Linked DNA regions of Homo sapiens: regions 2 and 3 are each linked to region 1. Evidence: chromatin contacts called from ENCODE Hi-C or POLR2A ChIA-PET data. All regions are on one chromosome and are shown on one strand. Each heading gives the region's core, a stretch centred on a gene start or an enhancer-like site at or near the end of the contact. The rest is flanking DNA. Distances are from core to core; before and after follow the strand shown. Region 1 holds the start of NIPA2 (NIPA magnesium transporter 2). Region 2 has its middle 72 kb from the start of NIPA1. Region 3 overlaps CYFIP1 (cytoplasmic FMR1 interacting protein 1).

Evidence for each region. A loop is a pair of places that touch in the nucleus more often than their neighbours do. ChIA-PET counts read pairs that join two places held with the same protein, here RNA polymerase II (POLR2A). Pooled maps may share reads with other maps.
Region 2: a loop to region 1 is called in a pooled map, with 3 times the contacts of the local background. The contact joins the enhancer-like site here to the promoter of NIPA2 in region 1. A Hi-C loop is called at or near these places in 1 of 37 single-sample maps with no recorded cell type and 1 of 50 pooled maps. POLR2A ChIA-PET finds 5 or more read pairs at or near these places in 1 of 52 experiments (BJ).
Region 3: a map of heart right ventricle shows a loop between it and region 1 (2.4-fold over the local background). The contact joins the enhancer-like site here to the promoter of NIPA2 in region 1. A Hi-C loop is called at or near these places in 7 of 168 maps with a recorded cell type or tissue (CD4-positive, alpha-beta T cell, ascending aorta, chondrocyte and 4 more) and 7 of 50 pooled maps. POLR2A ChIA-PET finds 5 or more read pairs at or near these places in 4 of 52 experiments (OCI-LY7, WTC11, activated B cell and 1 more).

Annotation. Positions count from the first base shown.
Region 1 is chr15:22,837,088-22,840,502 of GRCh38, forward strand. NIPA2 (NIPA magnesium transporter 2) reads left to right here and starts at 1,579. Exons shown (of 8, transcript NM_030922.7): 1 at 1,579-1,834; 2 at 2,568-2,703. RefSeq lists an enhancer at 1,476-1,705.
Region 2 is chr15:22,712,812-22,716,226 of GRCh38, forward strand. It overlaps the pseudogene LOC100133165. Among named protein-coding and RNA genes, the nearest start is that of NIPA1, 72 kb to the right of the region's middle. Within about 2 kb of position 1,685, at least 2 of the 41 ENCODE cell types and tissues checked have a DNase peak (open chromatin) inside an H3K27ac peak, as active enhancers do.
Region 3 is chr15:22,947,581-22,950,995 of GRCh38, forward strand. The region is part of intron 1 of CYFIP1 (cytoplasmic FMR1 interacting protein 1); the gene reads right to left. Among named protein-coding and RNA genes, the nearest start is that of CYFIP1, 31 kb to the right of the region's middle. RefSeq lists an enhancer at 1-232. Within about 2 kb of position 1,656, at least 20 of the 41 ENCODE cell types and tissues checked have a DNase peak (open chromatin) inside an H3K27ac peak, as active enhancers do; they include ascending aorta, heart right ventricle and sigmoid colon, where a contact is called at or near this core.

The sequences.
Region 1 (3,415 bases), core at 329-2,828:
AGGTCAGGAGTTCGAAACCAGCCTGGCCAACATGGTGAAACCCCATCTCTACTAAAAATACAAAAATTAGCTGGGCGTGGTGGTGTGCACCTGTAATCCCAGCTACTGGGGAGGCTGAGGCAGGAGAATGGCTTCATTGAACCCAGGAGGCAGAGGTTGCAGTGAGCCGAGATCGTGTCACTGCGCTCCAGCCTGGGTGACAAGAAAGACTCCGTCTTAAAAAAAAAAAAAAATTAGCCGGGCGTGGCGGCGCGCGCCTACAGTCCCAGCTATTCGGGAGGCTGAGGCAGGAGAATCGCTTGAACCGGGGAGGCGGAGTTTGCAGTGAGCCGAGATCGTGCCACTGCACTCCAGTCTGGCGACAGAGCGAGACTCTGTCTCAAAATCAATCATTCAATCAATCTGCTCTCAGTGTCTCGAGGCGGGCTTTCACCAAACGTCAACCTCACATCTATTCCGCGACCGGGTCAGTAAGGAAGGGCCCAGCGGTCGTCGAACTACCACAGCTATTTCGGCCCCGCCCCGTCCCGCCCCCAGCTTTGGACCCACCCTTTCCCCCGCTTCTTGCCCTCTTGGGAGCTCTGTTCCCCTTTGGCATCGCCCGGGGACACCAATTAAATGCAGCTTCACACTGTGACTGCCCCTGGGAACCCTCATTTTATTTTATTTATTTATTTATTTTTGAGAAGGAGTCTCGCTCTGTCGCCCAGGTGGAGTGCAGTGGCTGATCTCGGCTCACTGCAACCTCCGCCTCCCGAGTTCAAGCGATTCCCCTGCCTCAGCCTCTGGAGTAGCTGAGATTACTGGCGCGCACCAACACGTCCAGCTAATTTTTGTATTTTTAGTAGAGATGCGGTTTCCCCATGTTGGTCACGTTGGTCTCGAACTCCTGACCTCGTGATCTGCCCGCCTCGGCCTCCCAAAGTGCTGTGATTACAGGTGTGAGCCACCGCGCCCGGCCGGAACCCTCATTTATTCTATTTTTTTTTGAGACGGAGTCTCGCTCTGTCGCCCAGGCTGGAGTGCAGTGGCGGGATCTCCGATCACTGCAAGCTCCGCCTCCCGGGTTCGCGCCCTTCTCCTGCCTCAGTGTCCCGAGTAGCTGGGACTACAAGCACCCGCCACCACGCCCGGCTAATTTTTTGTATTTTTAGTAGGGGCGGGGTTTCACCGTGTTAGCCAGGATGGTCTCGATCTGCTGACCTCGGGATCCGCCCGCCTTGGTCTCCCAAAGTGCTGGGATTACAGGCGTGAGCCACAGCGCCGGGCCCGGAATCCTCGTTTTAAATAAGGGCCACGCCGGAGTTTGATTTTGAACTGATCGGCCAACGCCACCTGGCAGCATACTGTACTGCTTAACTACGCTTCCAGCTTCGTCCCTCGCCAGGTCCCGCCTGGATCCTGCGCCCCGCCCCCGTCCCCACACTCTACGCGCCCCGCCCTCCGCGCTCAGCCGACTGGGGCCTTGTAAAGGAACCGGAACCCGGCGGGAGAGAGCCCCGGGGGCGGGGTGTACGTGGTGCGGCACTGCGCGTGCGCGCGAGGCCTCTTGCGTCATTTAGCCGCGCCTAGGTTTTCCGGCGCCGGCCCTAGGTCCCGGCAGCGGTGGTGACGGCGGTGCCGGAGGTTGTCCTTGGCAGGTTTTCCTCGGCGCTTCTCCATGGAGGAGGCGGTGCGAACGGCTTCAGCCCCGAATGCTCGCATCTCCCACTGGACGGCGACGAAGGCGGTGGCCGTGCGAGCGCAGGACTGGGCGGCCTGTGTGGGGGTGTGAGCCGCGGTGCCCAAGGCTGCGCCGGCGAGGGGAAGCCGCGCGGCCGGCCGGCCGACTAGGGTGAGGTCGCCACTCCTTCCTTTCAGGCAAGCGCGAAGGGGCTGACTTGGTGGCGAGCCAGCCCGCCTTGTGTCGGAGAAGGGTTCTTCGGGCAACTTTCCTTTCCGGGTGTTCTGAAGCGGTTTTCCTGTAATCCTCAGTGAGGAAACCCACCGTGAATCGGATTGCCGTTCAGTCCCACGGAAGCCTGGCTCGTTGGCCATGTCGGGGACGCATGTTCATTAAGTTCATTAAAATAATTTCATTTGTCTTGGTGAGTTTTAGAAGGTGGCTTCAGCTGCTGCGGGGATCATAACTGACAGTTAAACAAGCCTTAGAAGTCTGCTGTGACGTTTTGAGCCTGACTGTTTTAATTTCCTTTTATAAAATCACGGAATCCTATTTCCCTCTCTATACAATTGCTCAAAACTGTGTGTTTAGTTTGGTGTTTGTGCCTCCTTAATTTCTTTTCTAGGTTGTTAGTTCATTTAATACAGGACTGCATGTTAAGTTCTGTTTCTAGAAATCCTGTGTATAGCCATGTGCCCGGTTAATACTTTTTTTAGTAAGAGGAAATATCAGAGTCGAGAGTTTCCATTCCAGTAAGCTGCCTGTCGAAGCAGTAGTTGTGCTCGATTGAGTAGGTTTTATGTTGATTGGTTGGCAAAATGAGTATGAAGGCTAGTAACCAAATTATAAAACGTACTTAGTAACTTTAAGTCTTTTGCCTACTTCTGTGTTTTCTTCTTTCTAGGCTGGAGCTACTCGGCCAGGGTTTAAGACTTTAAATGAGAATAAAGGGTGGTATTTACGAGGAAATGAGAGTGAATAAGTCATCTCTAACCTCTCCCAGCCTTTTTTTCATAAGAGAGACCATATTAAACTTACATGTAAGTTAAAATTGTAATTTATAACTAATATTGTTGCATAGTTAGGGTTGGAGATTTAGGTTCTGTAATATTTATAAGTACAGTACTGCTTTGAAAAATTATTAGCCAAGTGAGAGGTTGGAAAAAATTAAATCTAACATGTATTTAATTTTTCTGAGCCAAGGTCTTGCTCTGTCCCCAGGCTAGACGGTGCAATCTGGGCTCACTGCAACTTCCGCCTCCCGGGCTCAAGTGCTCCTCCCACCTCAGCCTCCCCAGCAGCTGGGACCACAGACGTGCGGCACCATGCCTGGCTAATTTTTGTATTTTTTTTAGAACCGGGGTTTCACCATGTTACACCGGCTGGTCTCCTAATTCTGGACTTAAGCGATCCAACCACCTTGGCCTCCAAAGTGCGGGGATTACAGGTGTGAGCCACCGAGCCGGGCCTAAGCTAACTTAGATAGCAGTGGAAACCAGGTAGTAAAGATTTCGTAGAAAACTAAGAGCTCTATATATAGTTTTTTTTTTTGTTTTTTTTTTTTTGAGATGGAATCTTGCTCTGTCACTCGGGCTGGAGTGCAGTGGCACGATCTCTGCTCACTGCAACCTCCGCCTCCTGGGTTCAAGCGGTTCTCCTGCCTCAGCCTCCGGAGTAGCTGGGGTTACAGGCGCCGGCGACCACGCCCAGCTAATTTTTGTATTTTTAGTAGAGACGGGGGTTTCACCTTGT
Region 2 (3,415 bases), core at 435-2,934, 120 kb before region 1:
TTTAAAAATTTTATTATTATTATACTTTAAGTTTTAGGGTACATGTGCACAAAGTGCAGGTTAGTTACATATGTATACATGTGCCATGTTGGTGTGCTGCACCCATTCACTAGTCATTTAGCATTAGGTATATCTCCTAATGCTATCCCTCCCCCTCCCCCCCACCCCACAACAGGCCCCGGTGTGTGATGTTCCCCTTCCTGTGTCCATGTGTTCTCATTCTTCAATTCCCACCTATGAGTGAGAACATGCGGTGTTTGTTTTTTTGTCCTTGTGATAGTTTGCTGAGAATGATGGTTTCCAGTTTCATCCATGTCCCTACAAAGGACATGAACTCATCATTTTTTATGGCTGCATAGTATTCCCTGGTGTATATGTGCCACATTTTCTTAATCCAGTCTATCATTGTTAGACATTTGAGTTGGTTCCAAGTCTTTGCTATTGTGAATAGTGCTACAATAAACATATGTGTGCATGTGTCTTTATAGCAGCATGATTTATAGTCCTTTGGGTATATACCCAGTAATGGGATGGCTGGGTCAAATGGTATTTCTAGTTCTAGATCCCTGAGGATTTAGACACACTGACTTCCACAATGGTTGAACTAGTTTACAGTCCCACCAACAGTGTAAAAGTGTTCCTCTTTCTCCACATCCTCTCCAGCACCTGTTGTTTCCTGACTTTTTAATGATCGCCATTCTAACTGGTGTGAGATGGTATCTCATTGTGGTTTTGATTTGCATTTCTCTGATGGCCAGTGATGAGCATTTTTTCATGTGCTTTTTGGCTGCATAAATGTCTTCTTTTGAGAAGTGTCTGTTCATATCCTTTGCCCACTTTTTGATGGGGTTGCTTGTATTTTTCTTGTAAATTTGTTGGAGTTCATTGTAGATTCTGGATATTAGCCCTTTGTGAGATGAGTAGGTTGCGAAAATTTTCTCCCATTTTGTCAAAAAACAGCTTTTTAAGAAATGAGACTAATCTAGCAACTTTATTGAGAGGACGTGAAGTGTTTGCTTAGGAATGGTGCAATTGGTGGTGGTTGTGGACATGTGAGATGTAAGATGCCTCAACTTCCAATGTTGTTCAGAAGCAATCCAGCTTTCTGAATTATTCTTATGAATTCTGGATTTGAAACAGTAACTTCCCAAATGGCAGGGGCTTTCAGCAGAGAGGAACCTGGAGGGACCCTGTCCCTGACACCTTCTGGGTTGTCAGCTCCAGATCAAAAGAACTCCTGATTTGGAAAAAAGCTTCTTGAAAAGAAGAGGGGAGGTGACCTTGGTGAAGCCTCTGGGGACATGAGCTATTTTTAGGGCTTTTGGCAGGAAAAGAGCTTTTGAAAACGGAGATAAGGCATGGTATTAAAAAGGCTTACATTGGAGAAAGAAGTCATAAAACTCCATACAGTTAGGGCAATAGTTTTGTTTTTTACTAGGACAGCATCAGTTTATTGGAGTATTTATATAACATAAGCAAGGTCTCTTGATACTTTAACAATTAACAACTGGATTTTATTTTCTACTATAGGTGCAGTTTATCATTCTGAATCCAAAGCCAAGGAATATAAACATGTATGCAAACGAGCTTGTCAGAGGGTATCAACGCAATGTGTATGATCTATGCGTTTCAGTTTTGAACATAAAGCAGTGGCTCTGAGCGCGACCCGGAGGACGACGCCGCGGCCGCAGCCATGGGTGCTGGGCCTGCAGGGGCGCGGGGGGGAGGGGGACGCTAGGACCTGCGGAGCCGGGCGGGAGAGAGGGCTGCCGGGACCGGCCCTAGACACTGAGCCGCGGTGGGATCCCCGCCGGCTCTGCGAGGCCCCTGCGAGCGCCAGGGAGGCGCCTCGAGGGAGCCGGGCAGCCGCCGGCCACTTCAAGGGGGCCCGCCACTTCACGGCGGTCGAAAGAGCCTTGGGGGCACATCTCGGGGTGCGGTGACCCGCCCGGCGCATTTCGGGGGTCGGGGCGCATTTGCCAGGAGACATCTGGAGCCCGGCCCTGCTTCTGTCGGGCTCCAGGGTACCCCTGGATGGCTGCGCTGTGCCCTCGCCGGCCGCCCGGGCGCCACAGCGGCTGAGTTCGCCGGGATCGCCGGGCCGCCGCCGCCCTTGCCACCGGCTGCATGCTCGGCGCCCGGGTCGCGGCCCACCTGGACGCACTGGGCCCCCTGGTCCCCTACGTGCCGCCGCCGCTGCTGCCCTCTATGTTCTACGTGGGCCTGTTCTTCGTCAATGTGCTGATCCTGTACTACGCCTTCCTCATGGAGTACATCGTCCTCAACGTGGGCCTCGTCTTCCTGTTCGAGGACATGGACCAGGCGCTCGTGGACCTCGGCGTGCTCTCCGACCCCGGCTCGGGCCTTTACGATGCTGACTCGGAGCTCGACGTCTTTGATGGGTACTTGGAGTAGGGTCTCGACTGCCGTTCCCCTCTTCCCTCCACGATCCGCAACCCACGCCCTGGACCAGCCGCCCAGATCATGGCGCCACAGCTGGTTGGGGGCACCATCTGGACGGGGATGGTTCCCCAGGAGGAGACCCTCCCCTGCCTCCGAGGCCTGCCTGCTCCCCTCAAAAGCTTCGTGCCAACAGAGAGGTTCCTGTTTGGACCCAGGAGAGTGGAAGAGAGATTGGGACTGAGTGCTGAGGTTGGGAAGGCACCTGCTCCCACAGAAGGGGGAACGCAAGGGGCGTCCCAAGACCTCATCTGCCTGCAGCGTCACACCGATGGCCTGGCCTTGTCTTCTGATTATTTGCAACTGCCATGGATGTTTACAGGAACCCAGCCAGAGTTTGCCTCCCTGCACTTCATCCCAGAGCGCACCTGCTTCCCCCACTTCACCTTCGGAGAGGACACTTCAAACTGCGGACACACGCAAAAGTAACTCCCAGCTCTGTTTGATGTGAGTTGAGCCTTCAGGCCAGCTGGGTTTAGCCCGAGGCTGGTCTTAGATGCAGCGACTGTTTCAGAGTGACTCAGAAGAAAAAGAAGCTGAGGAAGCTGTTGGGGGGCTGAGGATGGGATTCTCGCTTCTTCATTTCAGGTTACTCGTTCCTCAGCAAGTTGGCAAAACAGATATCATGCTGGTGAGTGCCACGTTACTCCCCTGGCTGGAAATGCTTTTCTGAAAGTATGAGTGTCGTGCCTACTTAATTCTGATAAACCTGTTTAAGCAATACTTAGGAGGCTGACTTCTTTGGATTAAAAAAATGTATGCAACTCCAAAAAAAAAAAGAAATTCAACATTTAAAAGTTTCATTTCTAGGGCAGTCTTCCGGTTTGGACTACAAAATTATTTTGCTTGTTTTTGTAGGGGATCGTTTTGTGTTGTTTTGTGTCTTTCTCCACATGATGCTTAGCTCTTTCCCCACTTCCCAGATTAAAGTCTGTATTTTTGTAATTGTGGGCAC
Region 3 (3,415 bases), core at 406-2,905, 110 kb after region 1:
ACCATGGGGGCCGCCGTCCTGAGTTGCTGGTGCTGAGGACTCTCTCGAGGGTCTGACGACCCCCTCAAAGTGCTGGAGGGGCAGCACCTCTCCAATGCCACATCTGCCCAGCAGAGCCTCCCTAAATGCAGCCACCTCCCAGGTGGTGCCTCCAAACACACTAGGGCCTGACATGGAAAAGACGAGCGCCCTGCCGCCCAACACCAGCTGTCTAGCTGCACAGACAGGCTGAGATTGCAAGGAGTATGGGGCTGCCGCAGGGGACAGAAAGTGCCACACCGCAGCTGGAGCAGAGGTGCAGAAATGAAGGCAGACATCGTCTAAACACACCTTCAGAGCCAGCTCCAGGGAGAGGGGGCAATCTGCCTTCTGCTGAATCTGCTCCAGTCTCAAGGGTACTCAGGAGGAGCTCTGCCCTGGGATGGGACCAGGGGCAGCTGAGCCACATTCTATGAAGGAAAGAGCAGCAGGTGGCCTGGAGGAGACACTGAACAGAAGGAGCCCCAAATCCCTCCTCCAGCACTGGCGCAGGCATGGAGGTGCACAGTGGAACGGGTAGTCAGTCCCACTGCACTGGCTGAGGGTGGAGAAGGGAAGCTCTCCAGGGACCCAGGAAGCCCCAGTGGCAGTGTGGAGAGGAAGCAGCTCAGAAGAGCCAGCCGACAAAATTGCTCATGAGCTTCAAGCCCATCCTCAAGCTGCAGGGGTGTGGATCTGATCCTCTTCACACCCCAAACCCTGAGACCACAGCCAGACAGCCACCAGCGGCACACAGGGGGCAGGTCCAAGTGGCAGTGCAGGAGGCTGTGAAGCCAGAATTGACATGGAGCTGCCACCCACTGAAGGCAAGTCAGAACCACAGCCCAAGTCTCCTCAGGGTGTTTGCTTTCTAAAATAAAAATATCAACATCCTCCTAGGATTTTAACAAGACCCAGATCTCATATCATAACATCCAACCATCCACTTACAGCCCAGATTACTCAGCACACAAAGAACGAGGAACGTATGGGCTCCTACAGGAAAAGAGAATCAACAGATGCCAAAATAACACAGGTGCTGCAATTATCCACCCGACTTTAAAGCAACTACTGTGCTATGAAATGCTCTAACGATTGTAACACTCCCAAACTGAATGAAAAAATGGAAATCAGCAAAAGGCAAACAAAACAAGATATAAAGAAGAACCAAATGGAAATTTCAAAACTAAAAGACACACTACTGAAATGTAAAAAAAAAAAAAAACCTCAGGAAAGATTCAGTGAACTTGAAGATAGAGCAATGTTAAGTTTTCTAATCTGAATACCAGAGAGAAAAAAAGATTGAAAAAATTTTGGGGATCTTCAGGACAAGAGAGAAGGTCTAACATCTGTGCCATGAGAGTGCAAAAGGAAAAGGGGAAACCAAGCAGTGATGAAAAACAGCTGAAAAAAATGACAGAAAACACCCTAAATTTGGAGAAAGTCTTTTGTCTACAGATTCAAGAAGCTCTATGGATCCCAAACAAGACAAACAAGAAATCCACACCCAGACACATCACGGTCAAACTGCTGAACACTAAAGATAAAGGAAAACAGATCTTGAAAACAGCAGGAGAAATGACGCTCAGCAGAGCACAGAGCAACAGTGGGAGGGCCGCGGATTCCCCCCGGGGACCAGGCAGGCCGGAGGGCGGGCACAATGTGCCTAAGCCTAAAGCGGGGACCAGGCGGGCCGGAAGGCGGGCACAATGCGCCTAAGCCTAAAGCGGGGAGGTGCCAACTTGGGATCCTCCCTCAAGATGGGAACGTGTCTTCCAGGAAGGAAGGTGAAGCCAGGACGTGGGCAGAGGAGGAAAACAAAGAGCATGCTGGCCAGCGGTACAGGCTGACAGGAAGGGAGGTGGAAGGAGGCATGGGCTACGAACCACAAAGCAGAGGCAGTAGGCAGGCTAAGCGGCGAGGGCGCAGGACACACAACGACCCCACAGCTCTTCCAAAGTGCTTGGCGGTTAAAAGCAAAAATCAAAGTACTGTCTAATGGGCCTTTCAGTGTACATAAATGTAAATTACACAAATACATAACAAGTAAATTATAAAATATTTCTAGGTATATAATTGTATAAATCATATAAACAAGACAACTGTAATCTAAAAGGGGGAGGGGAAACCTGGATGGGGTAAGATTTCTATGTCCCACTAGAAGTAGTAAAAAGCAGACTTTTCAGATCCTCAGCAGAATATGAAATGTTAATAAGCATGGACTTCGAAATCCTTAGAGCAACCACCGAAGAAAGCTGTACAGCCAGGCGCTGCAGTCCCAGCTACTTGGGAGGCTGAGAAGGGAGGATCACTTGAGTCCAGGAGTTCAAGGCCTGTCTGGGCAACACAGTGAAATCCTGCCTCTTTTAAAAAAAGAAAAATTAACATACTTTTTAAAAAAGCTATCCAAAGCAAAATAGATAACATATAATTTAGAATAAATTAAAACAGAATACTATGTTTTTAAAAACCTAAAAGGAAATAGAGCAATGATAAAGATAGTGATCTAACAGAAGTCAGATAATAAAATGGTAGACCTGAATCGAAACACATTGATAATTACACTATCATAATAATCTAAAAACACCAATTAGAAGAGGTTGTCAGAACAGATAAATAAAATCCTAACCCAACCATATGCCATCTACAAGAAACTTACTTCAAATATACTGATACAGGTAGGTAAGTCGAAAGCAAAAGGGGAAAAAGGTGAACCAGGCAAGCGCTGGCCAAAAGGAAGCTGGGGTGGCTTTGTCAGCACCAGACCCAGCCAGCCTCCGAGCAAGGAACTCATCAGAGAGAGAGAAGGAAGGGGTCAGCTCCCCAAGGAGCCAGAACAACCCTCAATGTGAATGCACCCGGCCAAAAAGCTTCCTTCACGTTACACTAGGCAAAAGCTGACAGAGCTGGAAGAAGAAATGCCATAGCCACCCCCGAATCTCAGTTTCACTTTCCACGATTTCAATGACCAGAGGTCAACTGCACTCCAAAAATATTAAACGGAAAACTCCATTCACAAACACTCCGTAAGTTTTAAACTGTGCGCTGTTCTGAGTAGGATGATAAACTCTCAGACCGTCCTGCTCCTCCCACCCAGGACACAAACCATCCCCTTGTCCAGCGTGTCCAAGCTGTATGTGCGACCCGCCTGTGAGCCACACAGTAGCCGGCTGGGTCGCCAGCATGGGACTGCAGCGGTATGGCCAGGCTGGTCAAGGTCAGCAGCGGCCTAAGGCTGCATTGCAATGCCTGCGCCGCCCATCTCACCGCCATCTCACGGCGGGCACCAAAGGGCAAGAGAGAGAGAGAGAGACCACGTTCACATAACTTTTATGACAGTATATTGTTACAACTGTTCTATTATTATTGTAATCTCTTACCGTGCCTAATTTACCAA